3 separate regions of the Homo sapiens genome follow, and all the other regions are linked to region 3. A link is a contact called in ENCODE Hi-C or POLR2A ChIA-PET data. All regions are on one chromosome and are shown on one strand. Each heading gives the region's core, a stretch centred on a gene start or an enhancer-like site at or near the end of the contact. The rest is flanking DNA. Distances are from core to core; before and after follow the strand shown.

Region 1 (3,088 bases), core at 395-2,894, 200 kb after region 3:
ATTTATTTTGAATGAGTTACTAAATAAGTGAAGAAATAACCCAAAGTCATACGGTCAGATAGTGACAGAATCCAGATCTCCTGTCCCTCACCCCACAATTCTAACACTAGACCCCTACTGAGTTGCCACAAGTGCACAGATCCAGGTTGTCTGGGAGGGAGGCAGGAAGTTGCTGCTGTACACATGGGTCTCACACTCCTCCTTCCTCCTCAGATTACACCTCCTTCCCAGGCTGCGGAGGCTGGTGGTGCCAGTGCACGCAGGTAGAAGCCAACATCTTCTCCATGGGAGCAGATTAATGGTAAAGGACTGTACTCTTCAACTCATGCAGAGAAAAATGAATGGACTGAGCAGAACAATAATAATAAGTGACATTTGAAGAGCACTTTCCAGTTGACAAAGCCCTTTCACATCCATTGTCTCACTTGACCACTGGAGCAACCCTGTGATGTAGGTTATTATTTCCGGTTTTGAAGATGAGGCAACCTGAACACAAGGATGTCACGTGACTTGTCCACGTTTGCAGGGTGGGCAAACCCTGGAGCCCAGGCTTGCACTGGAATCCCCTGACTCCAGATCCCAAGTTCCTTCCTTAACAAAATATTTGACTCAGTACACTGAGAGAACTTTGCCCCTGGCCTCAGAAAAAGTAGCTCATGGTATCTCCCAGTGTAGAGTCTGATCTGCTTAGGAAAGTAAGTTTGAACCTTCCTGAAGGCAGAGGTATGGACGAGATGACCCAGACCTCATCTAAAGCCAGGCAGCTTTGTGATTCCCTTCCAGGATTTTATGAAAGAAATAAAATTATTCACTTGGAATGTTTGCTACCAGAAATGTCAGAGAAGCTGTAAAGGGCCATTTATTTGGGACCTTCTAACCATGTGTTATGGTAGAAAATTTGAGAGAAGGAACAGGCCATTAGGAAAATTATTTTATTCACTTCAACTATTATTGTCTTGTTCTGATAATATTCTATTTGAAAACTTGCATTCATAGCACTCTTTCACATAAAATCGTGTTCTCTGGGTCCTTCCCACCTCATCATGCTTCTTTCTCTCACATGTATAGAGATTGTTTTTCATTTTGAACCCAGTTGCTTCCTCTTTGATGCTGTAGAAAATCACCCTTCTGGGCGTGTGGCATAATGACTTCCATGGCAATGGGCTGAAGTTACAGACAAGCCATTACGTGAGCACGACAGGCTGAGCAGAGAGACCAGAGCCAGTTCTTTTAAAACTGCTGTCCTTGATAATAGCAGGACAGAGGTAGAAAATTACTGGCATTATAAATTGCTTTTTCGATAAAGGTTTTGACTCTGTCTTTTAAAAAGCTGTGCCACACGGGGAAAATCTCTCTGCATTTTTAATTGTAGATAATTTTGTGTAAGAAAAACCTCCCCATGAAAATGGTCTAATGAAATGTGCTTCGTTTGACTTTGGCAAAGCTCCATGTCATTCTAAACGAGTGCATAAAAACAGACACAAACAATATTTGCTATTACCTAAAAGTGTAAGAGATAATTTACATCAAAAGCAAAAGAGGAGATTGAGAATTGGAGAGTGGTCCCTAAAGCAGAGCTCCCACTTCTACACGCACGCATAAAAGAGCAGGAATAAAGGAAGTGTGGTGTACTGCCACCCAGCGGTGAGTCAGGGAAGACTGAGGACTACCATGACCCCTCAGTGTCCAGAGCCCAACCTAGGTAGACAAAAACCAGGGCAAAAAGAAACAAGGCCCCAGTCCTGCTAAAGGAGAAGACATGTTCTAAAGTTTATGCTTTACTCAAAGAATGCCATCTCAGAATCTTGTTAATGCTTATCTTAGGCATAATTCTAACATGCATAACTTTCAAACCCATCAGGAGATCGAAACCATCCTGGCCAACATGGTGAAAACCGGTCTCTACTAAAAATACAAAAATTAGCTGGGCATGGTGGCGCGTGCCTGTAGTCCCAGCTACCCAGGAGGCTGAGGCAGGAGAATCGCTTGAATCCGGGAGGCGGAGGCTGTAGTGAGCCAAGATCACACCACTGCAGTCCAGCCTGGGCAACAGAGTGAGACTCCATCTAAAAAAAAAAAAAAAAAAAAAAAAAAAGAAGAAGCAAGTAAATAGAATGGAAAGAGGAAAGGAAGGCCTATTGCATGTAGGCTTCTCTGTGTAAGCAGTACGGTGCATCCCGTAGAGGACAATGGTGGACTCCTTAGAGTCAAGTGTCTCTGTGCCTTTTACTAGCTGGGGAACTTGCTCAAGTCATATCACCTCATTGTACTTCATTTTCCTCATCTGAAAAATTAGCATGATAATTGTACTACCTACCTCATAGAACTGTTTTTGAGGATTAAAGAAGAAATTCGTAGAAATAGGGCAGTTCCTGATACTTAGTATGCATTCAGTGTCAGCCATGAGCATTTTAGAAATATAGAAGCTCAAATCCATTAAGGACTAAATCCTGGTTGTTATTTAAATTATTCATTTGTTCATTCAATTCACATTTATTAAGCACATATTATGAGCCAGGTAATGAATAGCCGCTGTGTAAATAAATATCAATAAGCGACTGCCCTTCCCATCTAGGAACTCAGACATGCAAGCAAAATTTACATCAATGGTGGGAAGTGCTGGAGGAGCATTTACGTGGGAACACAGACCCTATCCCTGGAGAGGTCAGGATGGCTTCCTAGGGGTGACGTTCAAGGGGGTGCATGGGAGGTGAGGAGGGGGAGTGCATTCCAGAGGAGGATGCAACATGTTTAAACAAAGGCTCAGATGGAGGGAGAGCTGGTGATTTTGCTCCTCAGGGTGTAAGGGGTTCTGAGAGGGGAGTTGAGGCTGAAGAGGCAGGCGGGGCCAGTGCTGGAAGGCCCTTGCCTGTGCAGCTAAATCCTTAGGTTTGCTCCACGGTGTTCAAACTTCTTCAGCATTACATATATTTTTCCCCAACAAAATCTCATGGAAAACTCCAGCATATGAAAAAAAAATAAAAGCAGCATTTTGTTAACAGACATTTAGTTTGTAAGTTCAAATTTATGACGGTTACAGAATGAATCAATAAGATCAATAAAGAAGTATTAATTAATACAACATTTT
Region 2 (3,265 bases), core at 322-2,821, 170 kb before region 3:
TGTGATGGTGAAAACATGTTGGTATGCATTTAATGGTTAGGACCCTTTATCTGCAAAGGATACTTACAGGCCCAGGGCTCAGGAAACTCAAAAGGAAAGCTCCAGTTCCCATATCGAGTTGCTTGCCAGCCCTTTGGTAAGCCTTGGCAGGCTTCCACCTGTGTCCTGCCCTGGTCTGACCTCCAGAGCCTGTCAGTGCTGGCACCCTCTGAGTACGAGATGGGATGAATGGCCAGCGGCTAGTGCCATCTGAGACTTCAATCAACTTGATACCAAAGGTTAATCTCTTTCACGGGAATCACCTAATTTGTTATGGCCTGCAAGTACTTTCTAGCAGAAGCCTTTTTTCCTATGACGCCGTTTGGCTCATATGTTTAGGTATGCCTCAAGACCTCTAATAGTGTCTAAAATCTCCTGTTTGGGGAGTAATCCCTTTCCCCCTTTTTACATAGATCTTGTTCCTCGGTCTTGGGCAGACAGCATTCATGGGATTCTCTAGTTTAAGATCTTAACATGCTCTGTTTCTTGGATGTTTGGAAAATGTTTATTTGAGAGACAGAGACAGGAATGCGTTTTAGACTTTCATTCCCACTGGGCACAGAGAAATCTGATAGTGATAGAATCTCACAAATAGCTTGAGATATTCCATATCCCTCAGGAGGAGGCTGTTGCGATTTTTATCAATGAAACCTGGCTTGCTCCAGTCCATCTAAGATGATCAAAATGCTCACTCAGAAAAGCAGAATGTTACGTTGGCAATTCCCCTTTCGCACAATAAAATGAGCATGTTTTCTTCACCTACTTTCCTTTTCTTTCCTACAGCCTTCTCCTTCCCTTGGAGTTTGATGGGGTCTGATGCCCTTCTGACCTGGGAGGCTGTTTGAGGAGTTGACATTGCCTATGGGGGCAAAGAGGGGAAATGGGAGCAGAAAACAGCCTGGGATGGCCAATTGCCTCCTTTATCCACAGAAAATTGAAACACTTCAATTAAAAGGAACCATTAGAACAAGAGATTTCCATCTATAGTGTTGTCCCATATTACCAGAATGTGTTAGAAAGATGCTCCAAAACACCCGAGTAAATGTTGCCAGCATGATTCTTGGGGCTGGTGACCCTGGGTCTCAATCCCATGTCAACAAGTTACTTGTCCCCGAGTGACCCAGGGCTAGTCTCTGAGCCTCTTTAAACTTCATTATTTAGTAACTTTAAAACGTGAGTGACTGGGCCAGGCACAGTGGCTCACACCTGTAATCCCAGCACTTTGGGAGGCTGAGGCAGGACGATCACTTGAGACCAGGAGTTCAAGACCAGCCTGGGCAACATGGTGAGACCACATCTTGCTAAAAAAAAAAAAAATTAAGAAAAAAAAATGCTGCCATAGCCCTGTGGGAAGTATCCAAGATACTCCAGTCAGTAAAGGTCAGGGTCAGTTATTTGGAGGTGGAGCAGATGACAGGGCTGAGCCTACACAGCCAATTGGTCAGTTCCAGGGGTCTGGCAGCCAAGAGCTGATTGCATTGGTTTCAATTTTGTGCTACTGAGCAGTGCCTCATGGTCCAGTTTTGGTGCAGTTGAATTTGTGGAACTGGCTGTATCTGAATCTGAGGATTTAGCCCCTGCTGGCTGCTGTAAACATGTCCCTCTAGTTACTGAGCCACTGGTGTGTGGCTTCTTGCCTAATTCTGTACACCCTAGGGATGGCTTTGACCCTTAGCAAGGTGTCTTGGAGAGCTGGATTTCCAAGAAAGACCTCAGAGCTGGAAAGGGCCCTGGATCTTGCATGGTGGCTTTTCTCCAATAATAACATAGAGTAAAGGGGGCCCATGATAGGCAAGGAGAGGTGGTGCCAGAAGTGGTAGACTGCCTGGAAGTCTAAGATCCAGGGCTGAAGCTTGTCAGGAACACAGAGAAGGCGTGGGAGCAGGAAAGGCCTTGGAGGAGGGGCCGGTGGGGGGAAAACATGCAGGTAAGATTCCTTATGAGAGAGCTCCAGGCCTCATGGAACAGGTGTCCTCAGGAGCTGCAGCAGCAAGCACTACGGCTCTGCAGTTTAAAAGCCACCTTCTAGCTGAACGTGAGGCTAGTTATGAACCTTACTGTGTCTCAGCTTCCTCCTTTGTAAAGAAGGAATGATAATCTTACCTTGCTCATGGGGCCATTGAGAGCAGCTGATCCACATACATGGCTTAGGGCTGTCTGCGGCACAAAGTATCTCTCTTAGAAATGTTAGCCGTTACGTTTTTTACGGGAATGGGCCTAAGATTCTATCTCTGTGTATTTCTGTCATCCTGATCATGGGACTATCTCTTCTGCCAATCTCTTTTATTTGCTCCACTCTTTCCTTCTGCTCAGGAATCTTTAAAATCCTAATCAGAGGTATTTGTTAAGTAGTTAATTGTATGTGGCTCTCGGCTCCGTGGAGTATAATGATCAAGCTTGTTTCCTGAAAGTGAAAGTGGTTTTCTGAGCTGTCTTGGAAAATATGTGCCTGCTTTTCGGGCCCACTATTCTGAGACCAGTAGATGCTGAACAGAAGCAGGGGTGCTTTCTCTAGAGTATAAGTCAGTAATAGCAGAGGTCAGGGAGCCGTTGCCAAAGGGCTAAAGAGAATTTAGCCTGTGAACTAGATAGATAATTCTAGTTCAAATCAATGCTTAATAGAATGACAAAAGAATAATTGAAATATGAATTTAAGGGCAGTCAGATTTAAAAAATTATAACTGTTCCAGGTCTTAGGTGATCACTTTCTAGACATGAGGAACTGTGATATTCACCTCTTTCTTTTGGAAGATTATTGACGTCAGTGCTGACAGATTTAACTGTTGGTTTCAGCAAACGGATGTTAACAAAATGGACTTTAATAAGTTTATCTAAATTCCAAGAAAATCTCCAGAGCATGGGGGCATAAGCAGCAAAGGGGTTCTGAATTCCTGGAGGGTTTTTTTTTTTTTTTTTCAAAGGAGAATAAAATAGAAGAACACAATAAGATACTTTCTTTGGGCTCAATGAAAGCTGAGAGAGGAGGAAGAAAACAAGTTCATGTAGGAGAAAGATGAAATAAAAATGTGAATTCAGCAAAAAGAAAAGGAAACTGGGGCAGACTCCCAAGCAGCATACACTGCGGTGACAAAGACGTGGAAGAATTAAGGTCAAACTAGCAAAAGCAGTTCACAAGACACCACTTGCCAAAGACAAACAGGGCCGTGAGCAGGCACAACAAAATGTGACCTCTGTTCTTTATGAGGCAGGGATGAAGAGCTGATAA
Region 3 (3,512 bases), core at 961-3,460:
ATGAATAAATGAATATTTCCAAATGCCTGCAGGACTTCCGTGAGATGACTCTTACTGCCATTTCCACAGGCTCAAAAACAACTGTCCTTCTTTTTCATTCTGTGTGTGCATTTTATATCTAGGCTGTTGATTGGAATAGAAATAAAAAGGGCTGCGGATATGAAGACTGTATGTGAATACTTCAAAAACAGACCCGCGTTCCCCATGGCCCTCGGGTCGGGCTATGCTGCAAACATTAAATGTGCTTTGAAAACGGTCAGCTGCGCGAGTGAGGCAGAAAGGGGGCCTCGGCGCAGCTTTGTGGAAAGCTGCCTTTTGGTGCACACACACTGCCTACTGCCTGGGATTCTGACAGTCACGTAGTGCTCAGGTGGAGGTGACGCTAATGATCCAGGTGCCCTGTGCCATCACATTTGAGAAAAGTGATCTCCTTAATAAGGCAGTAAAGCGCCTCAGGATGAATGCCGCATTCAGGCCAGGGTGGGGAGCAGTTGACGGTGCTGGGAGAGCTCTTTGTTTCTCCCTGGCATGTGGCTGCACAGCCTTTGATGTTAGAATTTTGGCTCATTAATAACTAATTTACATTTCTCAGACAGCAAATTGTGATCTGACACAAATTTATAAAAGAACTCCAAATGGTGAAACTCTCTTATACAATGAGTCCTTTGTGGGCTTTTTAATTTTTTTCCCCCTAACTTAAGGAGTTTGTGATTAAAATTTTAATGCCATCATTGAAATCTCTTGGGCTACTTAAAAATAAAACACCATCTTATTTCCTTCCTCTCAGAGATCATGACAACTGGCTGTTCCTATGTGGATGCTGTAAGTGCTACAATTGCGTTTTCATCTGCTCTGAGCCTCAGATAAAATAGGATGTCCTTAGAGGGCCAGAGGAAAGCCCTGGCAAAGGAACTGGCAGTGATGGCAGGAAGGCGGAGGTGCTGGGCTCCTCAGCTTCTGCTTCTTCTTCTTCTTTTAAAAGAAACAGGTTCTCATTCTGTTGCCTAGGCTGGAGTGCAGAGGTGTGATTGTAGCTCACTGCAGCCTCAAACTCTTGGGCTCAAGCGGTCCTCCCGCTTCAACCTCCCAAGGAGCTGAGATTATAGGCACACACCACCATACCTAGATAATTTTTAAATTTTTTGTAGACAGAGGGTCTCACTACGTTGCCCAGGCTGGTCTCGAGCTCCTGGCCTCAAGAGATCCTTCTGCGTTGGCCACTGAAAGTGTTGGGATTACAGGTGTGAGCCACCAAGCCCCGCCTGTTCAGCTTCTTCATGCTTCTTTGCAGGTTACTGAGGTGGCAGATTTTGCATGAGCTCATCTCTTTGGTCTTTAGGAGTTCCAGGGGTGACTCTCACTTCTCCAGATGCCTAAAAGCCTGAATAGGTTATTTTGGCAACACAAGTGGGTGAATCAGAGCTACCAAGATAAGGGTTTTATAGATTTATATACATATATAATCTTTCTTCTTAGCTACATCTTGGAAGGCTGAATGCCTCAGGAAAAACATGATGCTTTTTCTGTGTTTTACCTCATGTTTCTTTGGGAGAATATAGAGGTCAAAGGAAGTTGCAAACTAGCTCTTAGAAGGCAAATCTAGGTACATCTTGATCTTCCACCTCCATCATTTATCTTTGCAAAAGACTCTGTCATCTTGTGTGTTGATGACTCACAGCTCGGTGGGGGAGGCAGGGCAGAGCTTCTCTCCCTGTGTGAGAAGGAGAAAATGCCATGTCTACCCAGCCACCTGAAAACACCTTCCCTGACAATAAAGGGAGGACTGTGCTCTAGGGAAAGACAGGACAGACCAGAAAAGTGGACCTGTTGGAAGCAGACAGCTGGCCGTGGGGAGAAAAGTGGGGTGGAGCCAGGGACACAAGACATTGGGTGGCTTGGCTGATTGCATCACGTCTGGCAAGAAGCTTGGTTCTACTGAGTTACTCTTTGCTTGGAGAAAATAGTTTAGGGAATAGCCATGGGCTTGTTGTGTGGAATGGAAACATACCCAGAATGAAAAGATTTTTAAATTGGCACCACTTGAGGTCAGATTTTAAATGGTCACACAGCATGAGCCAAATTGACTACATGCAGAGAAGCAACAAGCCACCCCGGTTGCTTATATTATTTTAATAACAGAAAGAATGCATTAGGAATTCCAGGCAAGACTTCCACCTGGACACAGTCCCAGATTCTAACTCATCTGTGCATGCCTTTTCAAATCAGCCTTTCACAAAGAGGCTGTTTTTCTCTGCAATCTCTTTCCTACCCATAAAGGAATCTGAGGTTCCTCCTTCCAGCTTCGGTTGTAGGAAGCAAGAACCCTGAGAGTGCTGCCTTGAGACAGGTGGCTCTGTGGAAGGCCACTAAGAAAACTGCCATGCAGTTCGGGGTGGCCTTAAATTCAAATAACAAAGCCTATCTCGGGAGGTGGCGTGAGGCATGCCTGGCCCCTTTCTCTGGCTTGGACTGGCTTGGACATGGTGGCTCCTGGAACCGAGAGAGGACTGAGTGTGGTAGTTGCTCCTGTCAGTCTCTGGGGTGGGGCCTGGGTGTCTCTGAGTGACGTTTGGCCTCCGCTAGCTCCACTCATGTGGCAGGAAGATGCCTGTAGCTCTTGCCGACCACTCTGAGCCACAAGGCAGGAAGGAAAACCGTGTGTGTGGCCTGATAATAATTAGGGTCCTTCCTTACACCTGGAACATTGCTGACACTGAAAAATGAATGCTGCTGTCATGCTTGTTAATTTTACCCTCTTGGGTCCTGAATGGCTCACTTAGCACTTGACTATTTTTCCAAGTCACAGAGACCAGACTAGATTTTTCTGGAAGGGAGTCAATTCTGTTCTCAGCCACAGATGGATCAAAAAGGAAAAATCTCATTGCTGTAAACATGTTGGAGCCTCCTGGCTGTGTTGTATTCACCTTCTTCAATCTGGGGGGAGTCTCTGGAGTCAGGTTAGGTTAGAGTCTTGACTCTACTAGCACTTGCCTCTAGTGAGCTTGGATTTGTTACTTAATATTCCTGAGCCATTTTTCCCTCATTTGTTGAAAAAAAATATAACAGTTGTTAAGAGGATTAATTGCAAAGTTCTTAGCACATGGCCTGGCACATAGGAGGTGCTCAAAGGGAGTATTGATGTAATTAAGAGACTTACCATGGAGTCAGGTTTAAGAAATCTCTGGAAGTGGAATCCTGGGAAGTGATGAAATGGGAATACCCTAAGTTGCTCCCCTGTGCCCACTTCTGGGGAGATGTCACCATTGTTATGGCACCCAAATTTCTGGGCAATTAGGGATCTGTGTTAGACCCAGATACCAACAGGAAGTGGCTCTTTCTGCTGATGGTGTTTATAACAAACCCCATGGACCAGCTCTCAAAAAGAGAACCCAGCCTCCTTAGCAAACTCAGCTGTGGAGTATAAGCTCCTCTAAGGGAAAAACCTCATTTGCTTTTGTGCACTACTTTGTCCTATGCAGAGTATGGCATATCATGGGGACTCATTTTGAGGT

The links. Hi-C counts contacts between places; a loop is a spot of excess contacts on that map. ChIA-PET counts read pairs that join two places held with the same protein, here RNA polymerase II (POLR2A). Pooled maps may share reads with other maps.
Region 1: a loop to region 3 is called in a map of dorsolateral prefrontal cortex, with 5 times the contacts of the local background. The contact joins two enhancer-like sites. A Hi-C loop is called at or near these places in 3 of 168 maps with a recorded cell type or tissue (aorta and dorsolateral prefrontal cortex) and 11 of 50 pooled maps. POLR2A ChIA-PET finds 5 or more read pairs at or near these places in 1 of 52 experiments (MCF 10A).
Region 2: a loop to region 3 is called in a map of PC-9, with 7 times the contacts of the local background. The contact joins two enhancer-like sites. A Hi-C loop is called at or near these places in 1 of 168 maps with a recorded cell type or tissue (PC-9) and 6 of 50 pooled maps. POLR2A ChIA-PET finds 5 or more read pairs at or near these places in 2 of 52 experiments (OCI-LY7 and WTC11).

The regions. Positions count from the first base shown.
Region 1 is chr13:40,067,932-40,071,019 of GRCh38, reverse strand. LOC107984569 (a long non-coding RNA gene) reads left to right here. Exons shown (of 3, transcript XR_001749970.1): 3 at 214-335. Among named protein-coding and RNA genes, the nearest start is that of LINC00332, 110 kb to the left of the region's middle. Within about 2 kb of position 1,644, at least 4 of the 41 ENCODE cell types and tissues checked have a DNase peak (open chromatin) inside an H3K27ac peak, as active enhancers do; they include dorsolateral prefrontal cortex, where a contact is called at or near this core.
Region 2 is chr13:40,438,373-40,441,637 of GRCh38, reverse strand. All of the region lies in intron 6 of LINC00598 (long intergenic non-protein coding RNA 598), which reads left to right. Among named protein-coding and RNA genes, the nearest start is that of LINC00598, 41 kb to the left of the region's middle. Within about 2 kb of position 1,571, at least 22 of the 41 ENCODE cell types and tissues checked have a DNase peak (open chromatin) inside an H3K27ac peak, as active enhancers do.
Region 3 is chr13:40,270,774-40,274,285 of GRCh38, reverse strand. No RefSeq gene overlaps it. Among named protein-coding and RNA genes, the nearest start is that of LINC00548, 52 kb to the right of the region's middle. Within about 2 kb of position 2,210, at least 23 of the 41 ENCODE cell types and tissues checked have a DNase peak (open chromatin) inside an H3K27ac peak, as active enhancers do; they include dorsolateral prefrontal cortex, where a contact is called at or near this core.